3 separate regions of the Mus musculus genome follow, and regions 1 and 3 are each linked to region 2. Evidence: chromatin loops called from intact Hi-C (ENCODE). Cell type or tissue: left cerebral cortex. All regions are shown on one strand. Region 1 has its middle 18 kb from the start of Gm26416. Region 2 holds the start of Gm41285 (a long non-coding RNA gene). Region 3 has its middle 4.6 kb from the start of 4930430F21Rik.

The links. A loop is a pair of places that touch in the nucleus more often than their neighbours do. Peaks named below come from ENCODE experiments on the same cell type or tissue, not always from the same donor. Only the 100,000 strongest peaks of a DNase experiment are listed, where the experiment ranks them.
Region 1: it touches region 2 in a loop (2.2-fold over the local background); 3 of 42 quality-filtered maps call a loop at or near these places.
Region 3: it touches region 2 in a loop (2.3-fold over the local background); 2 of 42 quality-filtered maps call a loop at or near these places.

The regions. Positions count from the first base shown.
Region 1 is chr15:31,172,831-31,180,830 of GRCm38, forward strand. No RefSeq gene overlaps it. Among named protein-coding and RNA genes, the nearest start is that of Gm26416, 18 kb to the right of the region's middle. In left cerebral cortex, no CTCF peak of the experiment used is centred here; a DNase peak (open chromatin) is centred at 3,918.
Region 2 is chr15:31,261,577-31,269,576 of GRCm38, forward strand. The region is part of intron 2 of Dap (death-associated protein); the gene reads left to right. It overlaps Gm41285 (a long non-coding RNA gene), which reads right to left and starts at 1,876. Exons shown (of 2, transcript XR_875099.2): 1 at 1,509-1,876. In left cerebral cortex, a CTCF peak has its summit at 3,480 (motif pointing left); a DNase peak (open chromatin) is centred at 3,477.
Region 3 is chr15:31,030,565-31,038,564 of GRCm38, forward strand. No RefSeq gene overlaps it. Among named protein-coding and RNA genes, the nearest start is that of 4930430F21Rik, 4.6 kb to the right of the region's middle. In left cerebral cortex, no CTCF peak of the experiment used is centred here; no DNase peak of the experiment used is centred here.

The sequences.
Region 1 (8,000 bases), 89 kb before region 2:
TAATTAAAAGACCTTGTTATCTGTGTCCTGCCTAATTAACTGGGAAGACCATACATGATACTAATTTTTTTAAATACAAATCGTGGTCTAGTGACATATCTAAAACCAGACCACTTAAAGTGCTAGAGTGTACTATGACTTGCAAAATAAATTGCTCATTCTATTAAGTATCTAATAACTATTTCATAATCTTAAGTATTTCTCTGCAGTATTGAACATGAAACAACAATATAGACCTTTATTATGGAGACGTTTTTCTTCAAACTCCAGGGGATGTTATATTTACTCACCAGGTGCCTTAAAACCTTTCTGAAAACTCAGGGATCAACCCCCAATTTCTTCCACATGTAAATGGATGACAGGGTACCTCTCTGTTTCTTTACTAAGGAAGAGCTGACTAACTTAAGGAATCAGCCAATCAGAGCAAAGATGGGATGGCGCCTGTGATGGGAGAGATAATACCAGAGCCTTGACTCCGGTATTGCCCTTTAAATTCAGTACCCTAATGTCGTGTACTTTTTCCCATTAAAACTTGATTCTCTGTGATTTCTAAGTCTCAACATGGCCTCTAATCCCCAAAGTAAGCTTTTATCACAAGAGCTGGAGGTAAGGAGCTACTGAGCTGTGTCCACTGAGGCTGGCCCTCAAAGCCTCAGGGTCTAGCACCTGGCAGCTCTGTGCAGGGCAAAGGGAAGGAGCATCTTCCCACCCCCACAGCCTACCTTTAGCTCTGCACACCTGTTATGCTGGAGGAGGAGCAGGTCAATAGAAATTAATTAAAAGAGTTACTTAAGCATAAAAGTGAAATTTACCAAGCAATTTCCCACTTCTTGGTGAAAGTCGCATCCTAGGCCAAGTCTCCTGAACAAGTGGCTTGATTCTGTGATTTAACAGTAGGGTGTTTCATAGCTCATCCCGTCTGCATTCATTTTCACACTGACTGAACAAATGCAATTAGCTTGCAGTGAGCCAAGTAATGGTTTTCTTCAAGGATTGAGAGCACTTTCTTAGACTCTAATGTGTACAAACGTCTGCTGCGGCTGCTTCCACCTGGGCTCCCGATAGAGCAACTGCATGTCTTTTCCACTGGACCAACACAAAAGTTTTGTTTTCAAGGAAATACTACTATGGGACCCAAGAGCCAGGTGAGATTAGGGGGTAAAAAGCCTGCCTGTCATGCCTGGGTTGTGCCTAGAAAGAAAGGGAACTAGCACTGGCAGGGGAACAAGCTGGGCTCTGCCCTGACTTGCTGCCATACAATAGGTGAGTACTCAGGAAACTCAGGGATCAGGTCACTGTTGGATCACTCACCATCCAATGAACTTATCAGCACTGTATCTGTGACATTTGTGTCAAAGCCTCGAAATGTTTACCACAGAGCAGTCCCAGGGGTCACCAACGGTCTGTGAGGAAAGCAAGTGTGGTGTGTACACACAGTGGAGTGTACATTCAATACCGTGAGAACCTGCATTGTTAAGCAAAGGATAACAGTTCCCAAAACGTAGCGTGTTAAGAAGGCTGTTTTAAACCGATGTTCAACAACCGAAGAGGGAATCACCAATAGCAAGAAACATGAGCAGAACTAGAAATTATCACAATAAGTGAAAAAAATCTAGAATAAGGGGGAAATGAAGAAATAAAAAAAAGGAAAGATGAAAAGAAAGAAGAAATTTAAAATAATTTTATTTCTATCTTTGTTGTATCTTGGATGGGGAAGTTGACCTTTCCTGGAAAGGATTTTGCATACAGATGCCAAAGACTTCCTAATTAACACAACATCTAATGCTGAATTGCATCGATTTCTAAGGTATAAAAACTTTACGAGAAAAGTAAGCTATAGTTCTTAAAAGACTCTTGTAGGAGCATCACAGCAGAGACGCTGAGACAGGGAAGTAATAGGCAAAAAGATGGCAGTCCCTGAACCACTAGCCTCAAACCGCAGCAGTAGGGGTGCTGGGTCTCAGGGTGCCTTGTAGAAGCTCTTATATTTATGTAATGAATGAAGGGGGTTGGTGGCTGGATGGATGAATGGAGTGAGTGAGTGAACGACTGAAACGTTTACTCATACCATAGAGTGAGAGTCTAACTTACTTTGTTAAGCAAAGGACAACATTCCTAAACTATGGAGTAGCTGTTTGATAATGTTTATCTGACCAGAATAGCAGCAAACACCTTTAACCCCAGAACACAGAGGCAGAGAGAGGCAAGAAGATCATAAGTTCAAAGCCAATCTGGTCTACATAGAAAGACCCTATCCATGAAGAAGGAGGAAGAGGGAGAAGAGGAGGAGGAGGAAGAAGAAAAGAGAAAGGGTGTAGGGGAAGACTGAACGTGGGAACATACTAGCTAAAGTGAAATTCCTCTATTTCTGGGAGGGTCACAGGTGGGACACTGTGGTCTGTGGCTTGAGAGACCGAGTTTGACATAGACCATGGAAGCAAACCAATCAGAATTGGAATGAACTTCCTAACAAGGATTTTAAAAATTATAAAAGTCATCTATATATGACCTTCTGCAAGACCCCCCCCCAAAAAAAGCCCACAATGTCTTACAAGGCTAGGTCACTTCACCATTCAATTCTTGGAGAGTGACAACCAGTGGAGAGATAATGACCAAGGTCAACCTCAAGCCCATGTGTCCGGAATCAGTACCCAGCGTTTGTTCTCCTGTTAGAGGTGCTTTCCAGGACTCCTGCAGAAAAGCCAGGGGCCACACTGTCAGGTCTGAGTCCTGAGTAACTCAAACAGTGGCCACGGGGATACAGCAGAGTCTTTTAGACTGTGTTCTCCATTGGATGTGTCACGTCTCCACATCAAGGTGTGGGATATATATTATGACTTTAAGGAGCGGAGCCAGGGCACCTGAAGCTTCGAGTGAGTGAGTGGGAGGTGTCCAGTGCATCACATCTCCTCTTCCTGACTAATGTTCTGCTCTGCTCTGCTCTGCTCTGCTCTGCTCTGCTCTGCTCTGCTCTGCTCTGCTCTGCTCTGCTCTGCTCTGCTCTGCTCTGCTCTGCTCTGCTCTGCTCTGCTCTGCTCTGCTCTGCTCTGCTCTGCTCTGCTCTGCTCTGCTCTGCTCTGCTCTGCTCTGCTCTGCTCTGCTCTGCTCTGCTCTGCTCTGCTCTGCTCTGCTCTGCTCTGCTCTGCTCTGCTCTGCTCTGCTCTGCTCTGCTCTGCTCTGCTCTGCTCTGCTCTGCTCTGCTCTGCTCTGCTCTGCTCTGCTCTGCTCTGCTCTGCTCTGCTCTGCTCTGCTCTGCTCTGCTCTGCTCTGCTCTGCTCTGCTCTGCTCTGCTCTGCTCTGCTCTGCTCTGCTCTGCTCTGCTCTGCTCTGCTCTGCTCTGCTCTGCTCTGCTCTGCTCTGCTCTGCTCTGCTCTGCTCTGCTCTGCTCTGCTCTGCTCTGCTCTGCTCTGCTCTGCTCTGCTCTGCTCTGCTCTGCTCTGCTCTGCTCTGCTCTGCTCTGCTCTGCTCTGCTCTGCTCTGCTCTGCTCTGCTCTGCTCTGCTCTGCTCTGCTCTGCTCTGCTCTGCTCTGCTCTGCTCTGCTCTGCTCTGCTCTGCTCTGCTCTGCTCTGCTCTGCTCTGCTCTGCTCTGCTCTGCTCTGCTCTGCTCTGCTCTGCTCTGCTCTGCTCTGCTCTGCTCTGCTCTGCTCTGCTCTGCTCTGCTCTGCTCTGCTCTGCTCTGCTCTGCTCTGCTCTGCTCTGCTCTGCTCTGCTCTGCTCTGCTCTGCTCTGCTCTGCTCTGCTCTGCTCTGCTCTGCTCTGCTCTGCTCTGCTCTGCTCTGCTCTGCTCTGCTCTGCTCTGCTCTGCTCTGCTCTGCTCTGCTCTGCTCTGCTCTGCTCTGCTCTGCTCTGCTCTGCTTGCCCGCAAGAACTGCTGAGCTGGTCTGTGCCTTGCCGCAGGTGTTACAGGCAGCTCTGTCACTAAAGCCAGGATTGCTGAATCCTTATTCCTGGCAATGAGGCGAGAAATAGAAAGCGCACAGCTGGATTTTCCGATCACAGGTGGGGTTTGCAAGGCTTAGGGGCGTGCAGGGAGTTGCCTTTTACTGTGCTAACTGAACAGCCAGGCTGGAAAGCAAAAGCCATAAAATCGAAAAGGAAATCCCACGTTTCTTTGACTGCTTCCACTTCTCAGTTGGGAAGATTCTTGAAGGAAAAAAAAAAAAAAAAGAAGCGGCAATTTTGTTTGAGGTAATTAAATGAGACAAGCAAGAATCCCCCCAAAGTGAAAATCGTTGAATATAAATAATTTCAATACAACTCCTGTCTTCTCTTTACAGGCAGACTATAAATTTCCTGAGACTGGGGAGATGGTTGTCCACTTCCTTTATTGTCCAAGGTACAATTTATAGGCACACAAACACACACAGCAACACACACACACACACACACACACACACACACACACACACACACACACGGCAGTGATACATATTTACTTTTGGAATGAGAGGGGGAAAAAAGGAAGGTGGGCATAAAACAAACATAAGTGGTATATGAAATTAAGTGTTTGTACTTAATACATTAGGAAAGAAATGCGTGCAGCAGATGGGACACGGACTTCAGATAAGGACTGGGTTCAAGTTCTGGCTCAGTCACCTTCTGTTTCCATGAACCTACGCTAATGACTCTGGGGACTCTTGTGCCCCTGCTCTAAGATGGCTTCCTATCTCCTGGCAAGTCAAAGCCAATGCTATACCAGGAACTGAAAAGTTGGCTGCAGGGTCATGGGCCTGTAATCTCAGTACTTGGGAGACGGAGCACCATGAGTTCAAGGCCCACCTGGATCAACAATGAGTGAGCTCTTGGCCAACAGAACCAAACAAGAACTTGAAAGTTTTCACATAATCCGCCACTTACCTCCCTGAGCCTGATGTGTCTCATGCCGGTGCACATGACATCACTTTGGGTCACTGACTGCCTTGTTCTCTGTTTCTTAGTTTCCACTTGCTTCATCACCTTTCAGTGGACTAAGAAGCTGGGAAGCGTAATTATGAAAGGGAGTTGACACCCCACCTCCCTTATGCTGAAACTGCGGATGCGTGCCTACACTGCTGGCTTTGAAGGCCACACTTATGACAAGGAAAAACAATACAAAAAGTTTCTAACTCGAACTAAGGAGGATGAGGCTACATGAAGCAAACCAGTAAACATCCAGCAAACCACAGACGTACACTTGCACAAATGCAAAGACACCCCTGTTCTTCCATAGGAACATTGCATAAGTAAAAAAATCATTCTCAGTCAATATGTAAGTCTAACGTGATTCCTGTCTTAAGTTACCAGGGATCTTATGTGCACCGGTGCAGTCAGCTTGAGTTCATCAATAATAACCTCGAGTCCCAATACTGTATCGGTGCCACATTATGGAAGAGTATCCTAGATTTGACTTTTCTACTTCACTCTCCCATGTGTCATCACCCTGCCTGACTGCCACATGAATCTGAATCTGTGCCTGCCTGAATATTGTCTTGTGAGTCTGTCTGTCCTTGTCTGTGTGTGTGTATCTGTCCCTGGGTGTCTGTCCCTAACAAAGGGGTTTTCCTCTCTCACTTGTTGAGCAGCAGAGGAAGCATCACATGGGGAAGGGAGTGGGGATATTTTACAAAAATCTTGACAGATTTTTACAAAAACTGACATCCCTGATCCCAAATGACCCAGATCTCTGCTTCTCTCTCTCTCTCTCTCTCTCTCTCTCTCTCTCTCTCTCTCTCTCTCTCTCTCTCCCTCTTTCTCCCCCCCTCTCTCACACACACACATGTGAGAGCACATTCTTATCTATCAAGTAATATGAGTACTGCTTTCTGTGTTTATGGTGAATATTCATTTTATAAGGCCAGCAAACGGTTTTCATAACACACATATGTACACACATACACTTGGATCGGGGCATGGAAGAGCACATAAGTTAAGATTACAACTGTTCAGTGGCTTGGGTTGTAAAAGTTGGTTATGAGTGAAATCTAAGGCAAGTAAGGCTGATCGTATCATTGTTCCCTTAAAGGCAGGTTAAATAAGCAGGCAGAGCACACAATAGGACAGCGGGCTTAAGTCTTAAGTGACCTCAAAGTGTGTTGTTAACCCTGGCTGTGAGGTCCCAAGAAAGTTCCAGTCTTTTAGACTGTAGAAGATGTTTTTGAAAACTGCACCACCACAGGCCAGGGAGTCTGATTATACAGTTCATCTGAAATGATGAGCAAGCCTGGCATTGAGAACGAAGAGCAATGGCAAGAGCTGAGGGCAGCCAGACAGCTCAGGTCCTAAAGCACAGAGCGAACCTCTGTCATTCAGACAGACAGACAGACTCAGCGTAGAAGAGAGAATCCAGAGACAGACTCACATGACTAAAAACTTACCACATAATATAAAAAATGACACCTCACTGAGCATAGACCAGCAGAGACTATCTTTCTCACAGGTGACATTGGGGTGGGGGGAGAAGTTGAATATTTACTTTGGATAAATGTCCAATGATATAAGTATTTAAGTGTAAACAAAAATATATAGTAAAAGAAAAAGAAGATAGATTTCTCTTTAACTTGAGAATAAAAACGATTTCCCTGATTATGATCTGGAACCTAGAGGAGATAAAGAACATATCTGCAGGGGGAGGAAGACCCCACTTTCTCATGAGCATCAGAGTATTGATTCTGTACTCCCATCATGCTCCAGTGAAGGCCACACCCCCAAAAGTACACGTGCAACACAATTGGATTTTATGGGTTAAAAAAAAAAAAGCGTCTACAGAGTTGGGTGGGTAGGGACTGGGCAGAGATAGAGGAGAGTATGTATGAGCAAAGCACATTGTACAAAATCTCAAAAAAAAACTAATTAAAAATCATAGAAAATTAATTTATTTAATTATCTTTAAACATCTTTTTATTTCACACACATATTTGACAGTTATAATATTGTGATCATATTTTCCCCAACATTGTTCTTTCTTTATGGCTAAATAAAAAAAAAAAACATGTGAATAAAGTTAAAGTGATAGTCAATACACTAAGAAAAATACAAAGAGCAATGAACTTAATTTGTAGTTCTAATAAAGAAAGAAAAGACCAATGCCAACACCAGCAGTCAACCGTGGAAATATCAGCAGGACATTTGTGGAGAAGTGAAGACAGCTGACTCACTGACAGACAACAAGATGCTCTGCTTTGCTATAACAAGACAAGTGCCAATTAAAATTGCCCCAATATCCCATCGGATGGAAATGTATCAGATGTTAAATGCATATGCTTATAACAACTCAGACAGAAAAGCTTCCTTGGTCATCTGTGCTGAGTGCTTGAGAGCCAATCATTGTAGCAAATGTCAACAAGGGGGAAAAACTCACCCAGCACCCTGACTTTCTTAAACGCCTGTCGTTGGGTGCACTCAGAGATGTGATCAACGGAACCTTCTCCAGTTCATGAATAAAGATAAATTGAGTTTAAAACATCAGCCCTTTGCAATCTCTAATGAAAACCAAACTGACAAGGTAAGTACCGTTAGCCCACTTTCAGGATCTAACCCAATGGGATACTGACAAGATTTTGAAAATAAAAGTTCCAACAGCTATTCATTGCAACATCTTTGGTTTGATGCACAGAGCTTAGAACAACCCAGTTGCATAAGAACCAAATTCTCAGTAAGTCATCCGGGAATCACAGTACCACATGGTGCTAAGGTACGATGCAGCTCTGTAGAATGACAAGTATATGTGCATTATGAGATGATTTCTGTGATCAAGTATGAAGAGGAAGGAAGGAGAGATTGGTGAGTAGATTGGACTAAAGAAGAGGGGGGGGCATGAGGAAGGAAATATGGAGAATTCACTTATATTCTTCTAAACACAAAAATATAAGCATTTGTCACCTATAGGCAGAAATAACTGAATAGAGTAGGTAACAGAACTGAAGGGATAGAAAGAGAAGCCACGGGCTGGTGAGATGGCTCAGCGGGTAAGAGCGCTGACTGCCCTTCCGAAGGTCCTGAGTTCATATCCCAGCAACCACAT
Region 2 (8,000 bases):
TTCCTGCTAGGACAGAGGAGAGAGATGACATCCTCCATCTCTCCAGATACTGAGCAGGAAGCACTCCAGAGGTAGCACAAACACTTCCTAGATTATGATCGTAGAAGCCAGCTTTAAGGCCCTGCATATTGATAAACCCAAAATGAGCCAAGATCAATGAGCATCATGTCCGGTCCGCATCAGGGAAGAGGGTGGCAGCTCTGCCCGAGGCGCCAAGTGCACGTAGAAGCAGACCGAGGGGCTTTGATTCCAGTCTGTACCCAGCCTGCCCTGCTTACTCCATGCCTGGCCACCACACAGCCTGCTGTAGACGTGATAATAGCAGGTCACCTTGTGAGATGAAAACTGCCCTCTTTTGTTTTTTAAAGGGAGCAAAATTGGTGATGTGTTGGGGTTTTGTTTTGTTTGTTTTGTTTTTGTTTTTGTTTATTACTTTGTTCTTTTCTACTAACTCTGGAAAAGGCCCAAGAGCGTGGTGTGATCTAAAGAGGCTCCTAAGTTCCATCTCCACACAGGCAGCCGTTGAGTTTGCATATCTCCAAACCAGGATGGCATCTGATCTGTCACCTTAGAAGCGGGAGGTGATTGATGCTCTCAGCTCTCCAAATCCCTCTCCACCATTTGTGATGAAGGGGATACAGATATATAATCCTGTGGAACCAGCAATGAAGAGGTCAGAAAGACCTCATACTGGGTGTGAACTCTGTGTGCCAGACCTTGATCCAGCTGTGTTAAACTCTTGGCCGTGGTTTGATTCTTCCTAGATGCATAGCTTCCTTGGCAGAAGGAGCCCCGAGGAGGCAAAACGGTCATTGTTTTCCACTCATTGCTGGGTTCTGACTCCTGAAGACCTTTGATCTGGAGATGGAAGCAGCTGCAGATGGGGGAGGCTGCCTGGGTCTGACCATCTTGTCCTTTCTGGTGGAGACTCTATTAGGACTTGTCAGGTCCTTCTACTTTTAGGAGCCATGGTTCAGTTCAATCCGAAGCTACATACTTTGTCCTTTGAACTGTGGACACCCCCGCCCCCCAGAAACCATCTGCTGTAAAGCGTGACCCTTGAGCCTGAATTTTATTTCCAGATATAACGATTAATACTCGTGTTTTCAGCGCCTGCCTAATCACCATTGACTGTTCCCTGGTACTTCCTTATAATTGAAATTCAAAAGAATGCGCCTAAAAACATCCGTGCTTTCAGAATCAAAGATGGGATAGCTTTAAGTGTGTTACTTAGTGAAATCAGGTAACTTGTAAAGCTTTTAATGCACGGATGGTTTTACCCACAGGCTGTTGATCACACAGATTATTCTCAGGCCGCTCGGGTAACACCACGCAGGCGGTTCCGACCCAGTGCTAGGAGGCTCTCCAGACCTCACTGCAGACAGGTCCAACTCCCGACTCAGCGAGTACAGGGGCTGCCTCCCGCCAACCAAAACCCTTCACCACAGGGCTCTGGGGCTCAAAAGGAGGGCCCCTGCCCTACGGCTTATTTTTAAACGTGTTCCTACCTTTGGTGTTGGTCCACAATCTTCCTAAAAGTTGTCTTCCCTGGAACACCAACAGAGGAAGGCATCTTGTCCTGTTAGGAGTAGTGCGGGTAACAGGCAGATGGGCCTTCCCATTCAGAGCTCAGAGGAGCCTTTCTCCTCCTGATTCCTGCCAGTCCTTGGGTACCAGTGATGCTTAGGGTGAAGAGTGAGGACCCGTGGACATCCTGACACTCCTCAGATGAGCGCAGAGAAGCCCAGAAATTCTCTAGTCAAGAAAAAAATGAAGGAGGAAGATGGAAAAGGAAGGAACGAGGGACAAACTCCTCTTTTTACAGATTGACTTTTCTTATGCGTGTGGGTGTGTGCACACAAATGCAGTCCCACCCCACTCCCCACCCCACCCCCACCCCCACCCAGAGACCAGAGGCATTGAGTCCTCTGAATCTGGGACTACGGATGGCTGTGAGCCACCCAGTGTAGGTGCTGAGAACCAAACTTTTCATTCTCTTAACCATTGAGCCATCCCTCCAGCCCCCAGGAGAAATTCTTGCGTCACAGTTCAGGAAACAAAATTAATTCCATTGTTGCCACCACATGTGAGGTTGTGAACAGGCGTGTGCTACATATGGCCATAGGTTTGTTCATTTAAAAGACTTGCAGCTATTGCACGAGATGGATCTCGTTCCCGTTATACAGACGGATAATAAGGCCAAGAGGTTCCCCATCTGAACCCAGAACCTCTGTCTTCATAACCCATGCCCCCTGGTGCCCAGTCACACACTGCGTTCTGTGCTTCTGAGTGGTTAAAGACTGTAGGAAAAGCAGCGCTGGGCTCACATGCCCAGGGGTCTCTCCTCTGTGGTGAAGGTAGTGTGACTCTTGGCCACCAAGATCACTACTGCATACAGAGTCTGTGAGTGTCTTGTTAGGGTTTTACTGCTGTGAACAGACACCATGACCAAGGCAACTCTTATAAGGACAACATTTAATTGGGGCTGGCTTACAGGTTCAGAGGTTCAGTCCGTTATCATCAAGGCAGAGACATGGCAGCATCCAGGCAGGCATGGTGCAGGAGGAGCTGAGAGTTCTACATCTTCATCTGAAGGCTGCTAGCAGAAAACTGGCTTCCAGGCAGCTAGGATGAGGGTCTTAAAGACCACACCCACAGTGACACACCTACTCCAACAGGGCCACATCATCTTCTAATAGTGCCACCCCCTAGGCTGAGCCTATACAAACCACTACAGTGAGGACAGATTAGTCATGGGCTAGCATTGATGTTCGTCTTCTATGAAAGGAAGGAGGAGGAAGAGAAGGGGTGCAGGTTTCTGACTGTAAAGAGCTTACTTAGCCCAAGAGCAACTTTCTGGAACTGTCCACAGGCAAGGTGAAGGCCACACCCCTCCTGAAGCAGCTGGTAGCGTCCTGAGTATGGTAAGGCACCAACTAGAAGCCAGGGGAGCCCCATACAAAGCCCTGGGAGGTTTAGCTTCCCTGTGTAGAGCAATTAGACTAGGCTAGACCCTCGAGATCCAGTGAGCCAAGCAACTAAAGAAGAGCACATTAGAGCAACAAGCGGGAGTTGCAGTATCACATGTGACCCTTGTCCTGGCCACCTCTGAACCCTTGGGAAAACAAGCTGGCCCTGAATCTGGGAGTCCTACAGGAGGGAACGGGCACTTAGGACGAATTCCAATGACAAAACTCCTCACTGCAAGCCCCTGCAGTTAGACCAGACTGAACATGAGCCACGTGTATGTGCTAGCCTAGCACCTGCTCGTGAAAAGCACGGAAAATGCATGTGCCTAAGGCAGAGAGGGCTTGGGTCCTTCTATCAGGATAGTCACACTGAAAGTACCCAGGTGGAGTTCTCACCAGACAGGCTTTGACGCCTCAGAAGCCACCCACTGGCCACAGAGAACACTGGGTTTCCAGATGCTGTGCCTGGCCACAGCCTTCACCAGTTCTGAGAGGACCAGCAGCACCATCTGGTGGGGACATCAGGCAGGCAGCAGGCAGGGAAGCCGCCTTAGCAGGCAGATGTGAAGACTGCCTTCACAAAGCCCTGTCTGGGTGCAGCGGAGTGAGGCAGCAGCCACCTCTCACCAGCCATGCTAATGACTGTTCAGGCGCCTGTGAAATTAATAACCCCAATAATAGAAGACCAGGCCAGGAAGCTATGAAAAGGATGGAGAGAGGCAGGGAAGGACTCGTCTTCCATCTGTTTGCTTCGAGATGCTTCAGGAAACACCCCGGGGGGAACTCTGGGAGCACACGAGGCCACAGGTTCAAAACTAAGCTGAACTAAAGTTCAGGGACCTGCTTCCAAGTTGTCCTAACTCTGTGTCCATGCAGAGGGCATCCAAGAAGAGCGGACCCCTCCCAGGTCACCTGCTCGCCTCTTTCTGTCTGTCCTAACAAAGCTGCTTCTTCCCACCACTGAGCCCTGACCTCAGCGTGGAGTCCTCGGATCAGTCACAGATGTGCATACTTACAGAGCTCAACTGTGACATCCTGGATTAGCACTGTCCCGCCCCAACACAAGTGCACACATACGCACACACACACACAGTCCCCAGCATACAGTACAGCTGTGCCCCCCCCCCAGGCCCTTAGCATCATACTAACCCCTGCCTGGGGCCACAGAGCCCTCCCTGCACTTGGGCCCCTCACAGGTAAGAGCTGTTCCCATCAGCTTTGCCTGCCATGTGGGAAGGCGCAGTCGATTTCATCTGAGGTGAGGACATGATTTGGCAGTCCCGTCTGAAGGACCACGATGTCCTCCCCAGTCGGTGTGATCCCCACCAGTCAGGAAGCAGTAAGGCATGCACTAGCAGTGCTCACTGGTGGGACCGACTGTGCCGACTTCTCGTCATTTGCCTGGATGCTCACGGCCAGCCTCCTGGTGTTGGGGCAGCCTGGCACTCCTTCTAAATGTGCTTCCGGTAAAGGAGGTCTCGGCTGCAGGCTTGCTCTCAGGGAAAACACCTGCTCACTCAGCTGCTAAGCCTCTTCCTAGAAATTGACATCAAGACTCTGATCCTCTGCCCGAGTCACCAGGCAACTTCAAATTCTAGGGGGAAGTCCTGTTCCGAATGCCCGTGTACCTCCATACCGGGATGGCTCCTCCCAGCTTGTCCTGGAGCCTTTTCTGGGCGTCACTCCATGCAGCTGGCCTGTCCCATCCCAGCAACAGTCCCTCGGGCTCTGTCTCCTGCTTGGGTGGCAGAGCTGGTAGCCCATCGCTGACAACCCCCTACGTTCCCCGGAGCCAGGCTGGTACCCCCTGCACCCAGAGAGGCCAGAGCTAGGGCCCAACTACGTCTTTCCACTGCCCTTGGGCACCATGTCACTTTCATTTGCATCTTGACTTCAGTGAGCTAAGACCTGAAGTAGCAACTGTTAGACCAGGTCAGACAGACAGACAGACAAGTAGAGCGAGGCCTGGAGAGCTCCCCTTCAAGTGCAGTCTGTGGGTCTGTGATGACATCTGTTTTGATTTAAGACCTGAATCTGTCACCTGGGGAAAATCTGCACTGCCCAAAGAGCATCACCGGGCTCCGTGTACCTTACTCCATAGGGCAGGAAGTTAGGACAGTCACTATCAGAATCCTGTCTGACCCTCTCGGTGGAGAGAGCTTGTCACTTTAGCTTCTCAGAGAGATTATTACTAACAAGGAAGCTTATGAAGTCTTAAAACCATGCAAAAATTACATCAAGTCAACAGTAGATTTTAATATTCATGACATGTTGGGATAGTTGCATTTTGTGTATAATTGAGTAAAATATTGAAACTTATTTCACAAATTGCTAACCTAGGATTCAGGGGAGTTAGGAGTATGTGATATAAGCCTCAATTATGTCAGCATATCCTAAGGTCACTGAGCCCCTAGGCATTGTGGGTGTTTTATCCTGCCTTCTGCTATTTCAGGGTACCTGCAGGATAAAACGTTAAGTGTTCAACAAGAAATTGTAGGGAGTCACAGAGGACGAACTTGTGGCTCAGTTGACCCTGTTGAAAGTTTGACGTGGTCCTTGACCAGGAAACCTTAGCGACCTGAGGACACGGAGCAGCTACTCCAGGCCGGATGGGACAAAGCAGGAGCCAGCAGTGGCTAGGAAGCACTCTAGGCGCTGATGGAAACTACCTCCTCCTGGCCTTGAAATCTTTAATAAGTGATTTTTAAAGATTGGAGATCTGGAGGCCAAGGAAGGGCAGGAGTGACGGTTGTTTCCTGACAGAATAATGGTGAGCCTTCCGAACCATATCTGTCAGGAGGACTTCTGTCAGGGGAAAGGAAGCCCCAGAGTAGTTCCCGTGTCTGTAGAACCTCAGACTTACAGGAGTCAAAGCACGGTGCCACAGGGTTCTCAACCGTGCTCTATACCATGCCACAGAGTCCCTTGGTTGTGAACTTTTCATTTAAGGTATCCTGTCTGCAAGTCTTAAGAGTTACTTTATAAATGTAAGAGACAGTTACTCAGAAATTGAGGGTGTGGTTGATGGTCTTCAGAAAGGTCAGTGTGAGCTTGGGAGGTCTTTTGGCCAAGCTTGATAGAAGTTGGCAGTCAACAGACCCTGCCTAGGATGAGCCCCGTGCCATAGGTGGCATCACCAGGCAGTGTGGAGAGGCAGCATACTCTGAAGGAGACAGGGCCTCTGGGGAGATGAGGATGCTAGCACAACACGTGCGTGTTCTGAACCTCACTGACCTGGGTGCTTCAGAAATAGGCAGAGGGTAAATTCTATTAACTGCTGAACTAGCTACAGTTTCAAAGTCACCTTAGAAGGTCTGAAACTCAGCTTTTAGAAGACCTTTGCTGAAAAGCAAGCCCACCCAGCCTCCCCCATTCCCTCCCAGAAGACCTGCACAGACAGCAGGACTCTGAACACACTTGTGTTAATTTTGGTTTTGTTCTAAGTTTAGGTTTTTTTTAAGGCAGTTTCAGGATTCCAGCCTGACCTTTCCTCCACCTCCCAAATGCTGGGATTTCAGGTGCGCACCACAACGCTTGGCTTGCTGATTTCTTTTGGATCAGCATCAGATGCAGCTGAGGTCTTAGGAATGGCCGTCCTTTATCCCCCAAGGCAGTCAGGATGCTCATTGGTTAGATGGTGGCTGTGTACTGTCCCTGCTGCTGGGTCAGAATCAGCTGAACTTCTTGCTCACAATGGAAGTTCCAAGCTTCCCATTCCGAATTCCTTTGACTGCCACTACAGACCTTGGGTCACACCAACCACTTGGCAAAGTCACAAATACCATCTCCACCAGAACAAATGGAGTCCCGCTGTGGCTTCATAGCCAGAGCAGGGCTGGTGTGGCCACAGACGTCTCCTCGGTCATTGTGACAGGATTACTGTGAACCTAGAGCCTGGTGGCTCCTAGAGACCATGGTGGCACGGGGAAGTAGAAGTATCTTGATGTGAGTTCATCACTAGGCATATGACGTGGACATTAAGTGCAAGAGTGTGTGTGTTTGGTTTCGTTTTTCAGACAGGGTTGCCTGGGACCGGGTTGGCCTGGGATGTACAGTGTGACCCAGGCTGCCTCTGAACTCCAGCTTCCAACGCTTGTGCTTCAGTTCCCCTAGTGCTAGGGCCGCAGGGCACCACGGTCTCTGGCCAGACTGCACATTTTAAGACATCTGATTGGCCTGGAGAGATGGCTCAGTGGTTAAAAGCACTGATAGATCTTCCAAATGTCCTGAGTTCAATTCCCAGCAACCACATTGGCTCACAGCCATCTGTAATGGAATCCGATGCCCTCTTCTGGTGTGTCTGAAGACAACAACTGTGTACTCACATATATGAAATAAATTGTTTTAAAAAGAGACGTATGGTCAAAATGTATTTGAAAAGATAATATTTGAACTATTTACTTCATGTTTTGAGTATTTACTAATTTTTAATATTTAATATTTAATTATATTTAATATGTTAATCCAATATAAAAATTTACTATTTCCCTCTCCAGTTGGCAATGTTTACTCCTTCTCAAATTCCTTCCCACAGGGTCTCCGGGATATTAGTACCCCACTGAGGCCAAGACTGTGAGGAGCATTGTCCTCTGTTCCTCCTGCCTCTAGTCAGTTTCACTCACAGTGTTCCAGAAGTGCCCTTCCCTACCCCCAACATAAGGAGCTACATGGTACAGGGCACTGTCCCTGTGAATATCCTGAGATAGGGCAGTGGCGTGGCCAATGGCAGATGCATTTATAGGATTCCGCTATCAGGCTGAAGAGATGGCTCAGAGGTTAAGAGCACTGGCTGCTCTTCCAGAGGTTCTGAGTTCAGCTCCCAGCAACCACATGGTGGCTCACAACTATCTGTAATGATGTCTGATGCCCTCTTCTGGTGTGTCTGAGGACAGCTGCAGTGTACTCATATAAATAAATAAACCTGATATTAAAAAAAAAAGATTCAACCGTCAAGGACAATGTTGTCCTTGGGCCTCCTGTCCTTGGGTCCTCAGAGCCTGTGACCATTGTGCCCCCCTCAGCCGTCCCTGT
Region 3 (8,000 bases), 230 kb before region 2:
AGTAGCACTTGGCATTGGGGTTAATCTTAGCCTATGAAGTAAGATCTTTCAATACTGGATCAATTGTAATGTTAGTGCTTTGACCCTTATATGACAATCATGGTTTAGCAATAAAAAAATCACAGTTATAAGAGTAACACGTGACAATGATGGCAATCTAGGTGAAGTCTGACCAATTACAACCCCTTTCGTAATAGAAGTGCTATTTTTAAAATGGAAAGGCAGAGTTTGAATTCCGAAGCAAAACAAACAGTCCCATAAAGCTTTGTGTATTTTATGTCTTGTTTCTCTTCCCTCGGCTCCCCTTTGAGCCTGTGGTGCTGTTCCCCTTGTTCCTGAGAATTCTGCCTCTGGAGGAAACATTCCTGTCTGAAGAAATTAGGTGCTGTCACATGGGTACAGGAAGATAGCCCAACCCTTGCCTAAATGGCCACTGTTTTATCAATACTCCCTCAGACCAGTAGGGACACTATGGCCAGTACACTTCCACCTCTGATGCAGAGGAGTCTGTGGCCAGCCTATTAACAGAAGGTGAGCATTACCAGCTGACTTTCCCATCCAACAGAAAGCCATGCTGTATCCTCCATAAGACCAAAGAGGAAAGTAAGTCAAGTTTCCAGGAATCCCATGATGTAAATTAGAAATCACTGGTTGGAGAAATGTATTTTTATAACTCTGCTCTCCAAAGCCCTCAATCCCTAAAACTACCAGCCATTACACAGCTTCCTTTATGGCAAACAACCTGTGCAGTCTCCGAGCTCCTCACAGACTCTGCTTGCCATTCTAGTAACTACTCAACTAGTTCTCCTGTCTGTGTTTGGACATCAAATTATACCCAGACTGTGCTTACGTTTGAGAGTGCATACTTGACTATATCTGAAAAACTGAGTGTTTCTGAGTCTCGTTTATCCAGAAGTTCCCACACAAACAAACTAGTATTTAAGTCCTTATTAAGAGAACTGGACCTTGGGTTGCCAAGGATTCGTTCAGGTTTTAGATAAGCTTCTGCTGGTGTGCACTTCAAGCCAGGATCTCACTGGTAGTGCTGTGGAGAAGGCTCTGTGGGCAGAGTCTCCACACAGAGTATCCCCCTGTATTCTGTAAAACTCAGTGGAGGTATGGCCAGAGCTATTCTTGACCTTACAAGGAGAAGAGAACAAGCTGTCTTGCTGGAACATGAACTACAACAGAAACACTCCAAGTTGTAGAGATGCGCGCCTTTCATTATAGAACTTTCCTACTTTGGTGCCACCAGGCCTGTAAACCCAGATACTTGGGAAACTGACAAAGGAGAATGACAAGTTCAAAGCTAGCCTGAGCAATTTAGTGATATCCCATTTCAAAGTAAATGTGATTTTGTTCAGTGGCAAACCATTTAACCACTGTACATGAGGATCTGGGTTCAATACCCAGTAAAGAAAAAGAAATCGTGTGAAATATGATTTATGTAAATCAGTAGCAGTGGCTGCCAAGTGAATTACGGAGGCACCTAGACATCCTTCTGAGGATGTGTGCCTGGGTTTCCAAAATCCCAGCAATATAAGACCTATCCTTAGGCTTAAAAAAGGGGTAACTCACTCCCTTTGAATACTTGGATCACCAACGGTGGTGGTAAATCCAAGAGGAATGTTGAAAAGGCCTTTGGAAACTGAGACTCATAAGATACAAAGCTGAGTATCATCTCCCTAGGGTAGAGAGTTGAAGAACTGACATGAGTAGAAAATACATTTGTTTCAAGTATGTAGAGAAAGAATCCTAGAATGGTGAAAGTCCTGGGGAAGTGCTTCAGACTTCAGGGAAGGAGGCTGAAGGAGAAAGCACAGAGCATTATGCTACTGTCAAAATCAGGGGAGGAGCGACGCTCAGAAGAGGGAACTGGAAATCTCCCCAACAGGTGCCCAGGATAGTGAGGCAGAAGATGGATGAGAAACAGCCTTTGCAGGGCATGTGGAACCTTGGAGAGTGGGTGCAAAAGCAGGCAAGTTGAGTGACGAACACTGGTCAGAGACAACCAAAAGTGGACAGAGATCCGCTTTGGGTTAACTGGGAAAACTTGCAAACCATGGAGCAACGCTAATTCTCATTGTGATGGTTTGACACACCTCCAGTCTGCTGTGTTTTAAGCTTGAGGACCATTTTAACACTTGTCTCTCTGTCCTGCTTACTATCAGGTGTCTCCTAGGAGCTCCAGACTCACTTTGAAAAGAGAAATATGTTCAGTATTATCATGCAGCTTTTGGCAATATTACATAGCTAACAAATTTCATAGTTAGTCATAAAATTGGGATGTTTTAACTTGGTATATAATTAGTGCTCTACCAAGCACAAAAGTCATATGGAGACAAAAGTGTGACCAAGATACACCCTTTACTTAGCCCCACAGCTTCTTTATGTAGCAGTGGGAGCAAGATCAGTCCTTAGCTCCTTAGGGTTAGGGATCATTCTACAGGCTTCCTCAACAGAGATAGTTAACACTGCACCCTACATCATGGTGACTGCCATCCTGGCTGCTGTTGCCATGGGTTTCCAGATTCCCACCCTTCACACCCATCTCACCTAGCTCTTGACAGAGCCCATGCTGCAATGTCAGGTAAGAAGTTCTTGGCTGGGACAATAGCTTCCTCTACTCGTGCATTCAGGAGGAAAGCAAGTGACCATTCCTAATGACTGCAAAGAATCTTTATGCTCATAATGGAGTTCAAATAACCACATAGTTCAATCACATAGATCTTCATGAAATAACGTGCAAATCTGGCAAAACCATGTGTATACCACCTGAGTAGCCTGTCATTAATGAAAGAACTACTATAATACCATTGACTATTTTTGTTGCTTTAAAATTTTTTGTTAGTTCTTTGGGAATTTCATACAATACATTTTGATCATACCCCCCCCCATTACTGGTCCACCCAATTCTATATTATTTTTTTTGTTAAACCCATCAAGTCAAATATTTCTGCCTGAATACTCTTTGATGTATTATTATCCATACGGTCAACTTACCAGGGGGACCACATGCTCAAAGAAAATTTTCTCTCTCCCAGCACCTAGTTATTACCAATACCTCCTCAACTAGGGGTAGGACTTTCCACATGTTGAGATTTGATCCAGCTTGAGTTTGGGCAGGACTTGTGCATGCTTTCACAACCCTTATGAGTTCATAAGAGCACGTGCCCTGATGTATAAATACCACGTCCTTATAATCATTCAGTAGCTCTGAGTATTAAAACCTTTCTGCCCCGATTCCATAATGACTCTGAGCCTTGTGAGTAGAGGGATTGATGTGTCTCGTTTAAAGCTGAGTATTCCATCACCTCCCATTCTCTACACATGACAAGTTGTAGATCTGTGTTAATCATCATCTATTGACTGCAAGAAGCTTCTCTGAAGAGGTTGAGAGATGCAATAAACTATAACAATAGAGCATTAGAAGTTGGCTTAATAATATATCCTGTTATCAGAGTAGTTGTAATAGGTTAGCTCCTAGGGCAGTGGTTCTCAACCTGTGGGGCACAACTCCTTTGTGGAGGTCAAAAGACATTTTCGAAGAGGTCACATATTAGATATCCTGTATCTCAGATAACTAGAGTATGATTTAAACAGTGCAAAATTACCATGATGAAATAGAAGCAAAATAAATTTATGGTAGAGACTCACTACAACATGAGGATATTTTAAAGGTCCTCAGCATCAGGAAGGTTAAGAATCACTGCCCTAGGGCCTATGTCCTGCCTTGACTCAAATAACAAGGTCAAGTATGAGTGTCATCTTGAGGAGTGGTCCTTAAATTCAATCAGAAGGTTGTCAGCTACTCCTGGAACAATTATTTCATCATTGTACCAGAGGGAATGTCTACCAGGCCAATCATTGTTACCACTTGTAGAGGTCTACAACTAGGTATGACTGATGGTTACTCCTGTGGTACAGTATATAGCACCTTCTAGCACTGTAGAGCTAGTCAGTATGAATTAAACACACAGTTAATACCAATTTGGTTTCTACACATTCCATCAAGTATTTGGTGGCTACAACGATATGGTATCGTTATCTATCAGTGCGGAAGGATAACCAATACTGTTGGCAATAGCCTGGATTTCCTGGTGGCCTATGATACCTCACTGGTCAACAATTCCAAAAGAGGTAGCCCATTCCTTACCCTGGGATTTTTATTTGTTAGCCTGTAGTGTCTATCAGAGGCATTGTGATCTTGTTATAGAGTAATTGCATTAAAAACTCTATCTATATATGTGTATGTATATATATTATTGATATCTTTCGCAGTAGTAAGTTTTCTTACGACTTTTTCCAAAGGTATTTAGTGCTACTTATTTCTGAAACCAGAAAGAATTCTTTTTAATTCTTAAAATTTAATGAAAATAAAAGTGTGACATACCAAAATCTATGGGACACAATGAAAGCAGTCCTAAGAGGATCATCTTTACCTAAAAATATATACAAATAAGTTTGTTTATAAATATACAAAAGCCAAAGACCACGTAACAAAAAAACCCACCAGGCAAGAGAAACCCTCTATTGAGTTACTGGTATGAGTTATTCAAGATACTCCCAACACATTCTAGATCATTATTATTGCCCTCGGTTACCCCACACTCTCTGAGATGGAAGGTAAGTCTCTCTTACTGAAGACTCTATTGCATTTCAGACATGGAGCCTAAAGAGTCCTGAACTAGAAGAGGCCCCTTAAAGACTTCTCCATACAACTATCTTTTATGGTACAAGAAGGTTCTATGCAAACTTCCAAATTAGGGAAGAAAGCAACAGTCCAATCCAGTTATGATGCTATGAGCCTCAACAATAGGCAGTGTGGAATGATAACCCTTAGCATGTGATAATGATGTGTATGTCTTAGCAGTAAATAACAACTCTCTAATTGGACTTAAGACTAGCTCAATGAGATGAGAATCATGCCTGGTCCTGGAAAACCGCCTCGGGTGATTGAAGTCATGAATCTGGGAGGAGAACCTTCACTCTACTAAACCAGCATAATCCTTACAAACATTCTAAATATTTCTCCTTATACTCAAGCTAAGTATAATCGTCCTTCCTCATTTAGAAAACGTCTCTTTGCAACAGACAGATCATTACAAAAAGCCACAATCAATCAAAATTCAGAGTTCCTGAGTCTAATCCCAGCTTATATACCTACAATGCAGTGTCTGCACCTAAGGCATGAGGAGCATTGTGCAAGAGTGAATAGAAAGGTTGTAAAGGGCAGAAGGATGGGGAGTCTCCTGGGTGGATGTCTCTTGGAAAAGTCAGAAGCCATACTCATAAAGTCTCACCATCATAAATATCTAAACATGACCTGGACAGGGATGACATCAATATATGGTCAAGACCATGCAAACCTCAATCCCATACAAAGAACTATAGACAACTAAGGCATGCCAAAAGTGGGAGAAACGGTCTTCCCAGGGAAGAGTACCCCAATAAGTTATCCAATGCCAAATGGTCAACCCTGAAAGTATACATGCAAATAATAGTATACAGACTGAGCCAGCTGTATTTGTTTATTTATGAATATATATACACACATGAGTATATGTATATGACTATACTTTCATATGAATGAATATATTCATATATATGCATATGAACACACATATACATATACATATGCGCATGAGTTGGGAAAAACCATTTCTCCCCCTTTCAGCATGCCTTAGTTATCTCTAGTTCTTTACATAACATTGAGATCCCATAATCTTTTCCCCATCTGCACATATGATTGATTGTTCCTGGTGCAAGTTATGATTCTGACAGAAACCTTTGTGCCAGAGATGCCCTCCTTCTTACTCTGTCTCTCTGTCTCTGTCTCTTTTTTCCTTCTCCCCCTTTCCCTTCCCTTCCCTTCCCTTTCTTTCTCTTCCTTTCTTTCTTTCTTTCTTTCTTTCTTTCTTTCTTTCTTTCTTTCTTCCTTTCTTTCTTCTTTCTTCTTTCCTCTGATTGATTGGTTAGTTGGTTGGTTGGTTGGTTGGTTGGTTGGTTGGTTGGTTGGTTGGTTGATTGGTTGGTTGATTGACTGACTGATTGATTACTTGATTGACTGACTGATTGACTTATTGACTGATTGATTGACTGATTCACTTACTTCATTCTGATTTAACACATGTGAATCCATGCTAATGACAACTATCTTCAAAAAGGAAGGCCATCAACCTCCATACCCAAAGTGAATCTGGAATGCAGACTGTTCCTGCTTTTGCAAGTCAATTGTATGGCACTGAAAGTAAGTGGGTCCTCTGGAAAGAACACTAAATAACTGGCATCCTTTGAAACCTGTTGGATCTTGGGGTTCTTCCTCCAGCACCCCCAACCTTCAGGCTCATGTTCCTCACAGGCCCAGCTGCAGTGACTGCAACAGCCCTGTTCACCAGAGGTGCCACAGTATGGTGCTATTTCCCTTCAGGCTTAACCCAACCTTTAGCAAAGTTCTCCAAAGCTAATTAGCAAGTAGGTGATGGCATAGAGGTGACATTGGGAAGAGAAGGAAAATATCCCATGAATCCTCACTGAGGCTGAGCTCATGCTGCTTCTGTTTGGCCCACACTGTGGGCTTCACACTGACTGGCACCTGCAGGTCAGATGCTAGAGTGGGTGTGAAGACATTTTAGATATTCATTGTTGATAAAGCTCTCAGTACCCACAGAGGGCACTAAAGATGCTGCTGCTGTGGTTTTTAGGGCACCATCTCCAAGCTGATAGCTGCCAAGAAAAACTATGCAGAACACAGTTCAGGTTAGGGCATCTTTGAAGTATGAAAAACAGCTGTCCTGGGATCGTAGAAGAGGCAGATAATTAGGAAACTCTTTGCTCTCAGAGGCTCCATGCATGGAAGAAAGTAAACAGAGCTGCCAGGTTGGAAGTTGACATTACACAATGACAATTTAGCTATAAGGATGTGAGGACGTCTCTCTGGAGCACTGCAGCTGTCACAGTTCTCGTCTTGCATGTAACCAAAACCCGAACCCAGATTGCAAGAAACAAAATTGAATCAATTGACAGATGTAGATGAAAAGTCCAAAAATGGTTAAACTTTGGGCTTGGCCAGACTCTCGGGGACCAAAGTCACCCTGGGCTCGTTTTCCTCCAGCTCTGTCTCCAGCTGTCTAGGTTTTCATCTCCAAGTTCAGAGGTAATAAGATCTCCAAGAAGTTTGTGCTCCCAGCTTGGAATCCATTAAGAATAAGCCCAAGAAGCCTCAGCAGAACACTTGGGTGTCTAACTATTGTCAGGTCATGAGCTCATCCCTGAATGAATCCTTATGTATTGAAGAATGGAAACCTCTCAAGACACAAACTGTGCTTTTATGAGATTCATCAAGTGCAAAGCACCACACCAGAGGCTTCGCTGTGCGGTTCTTAAACGGATTTTGAGAACAACTCCTAAGAAATATCTTTGCTCTTTCTGATCTTCTAGGCAATAAAGAGAGGCTCGGAGAGATGAAATGGCTTGTCCAGAGGGCTGGGGCAATGGCTCGGTGGATAAAGTACTTACTGCACAATGTGAGGACCAGAGTTCGAGTCCTCAGGAACCACATAAAAAAGCCAGGCAAGCATGGTAACTGCCTGTAGTCACCGTGCTCAGAAGTCCTGGCGTTGTATCTGCCTGGAACTGGCGAGCTATAGCTTCAGTGAGAGATCTTGCCTCAATAAAAATGAATAGCAATTAAGGAATATACCTGACATAAACTTGAGTTTTCCATATGAATACACATGCACACACATATGCATGCACTCATACCCAAATAACTTCTCCAGAGTCACAGAGTAAGTGATGGGATTTAGAGGGCAATACTGGACATAGAATTCTTACAGTCGAATCACACTAGAGCTGCCAAGTCCAAAGCAGAGTGGTCCACAGGATACTCGACAGGTAGTCAGCACTTTCCACAGATACACACTAGTTTGTCAGACTGATTAATAAAGTAAACAGCAAGACAGGCCCTAATATTTCAGCTGCCTCTATACTCCCTATCA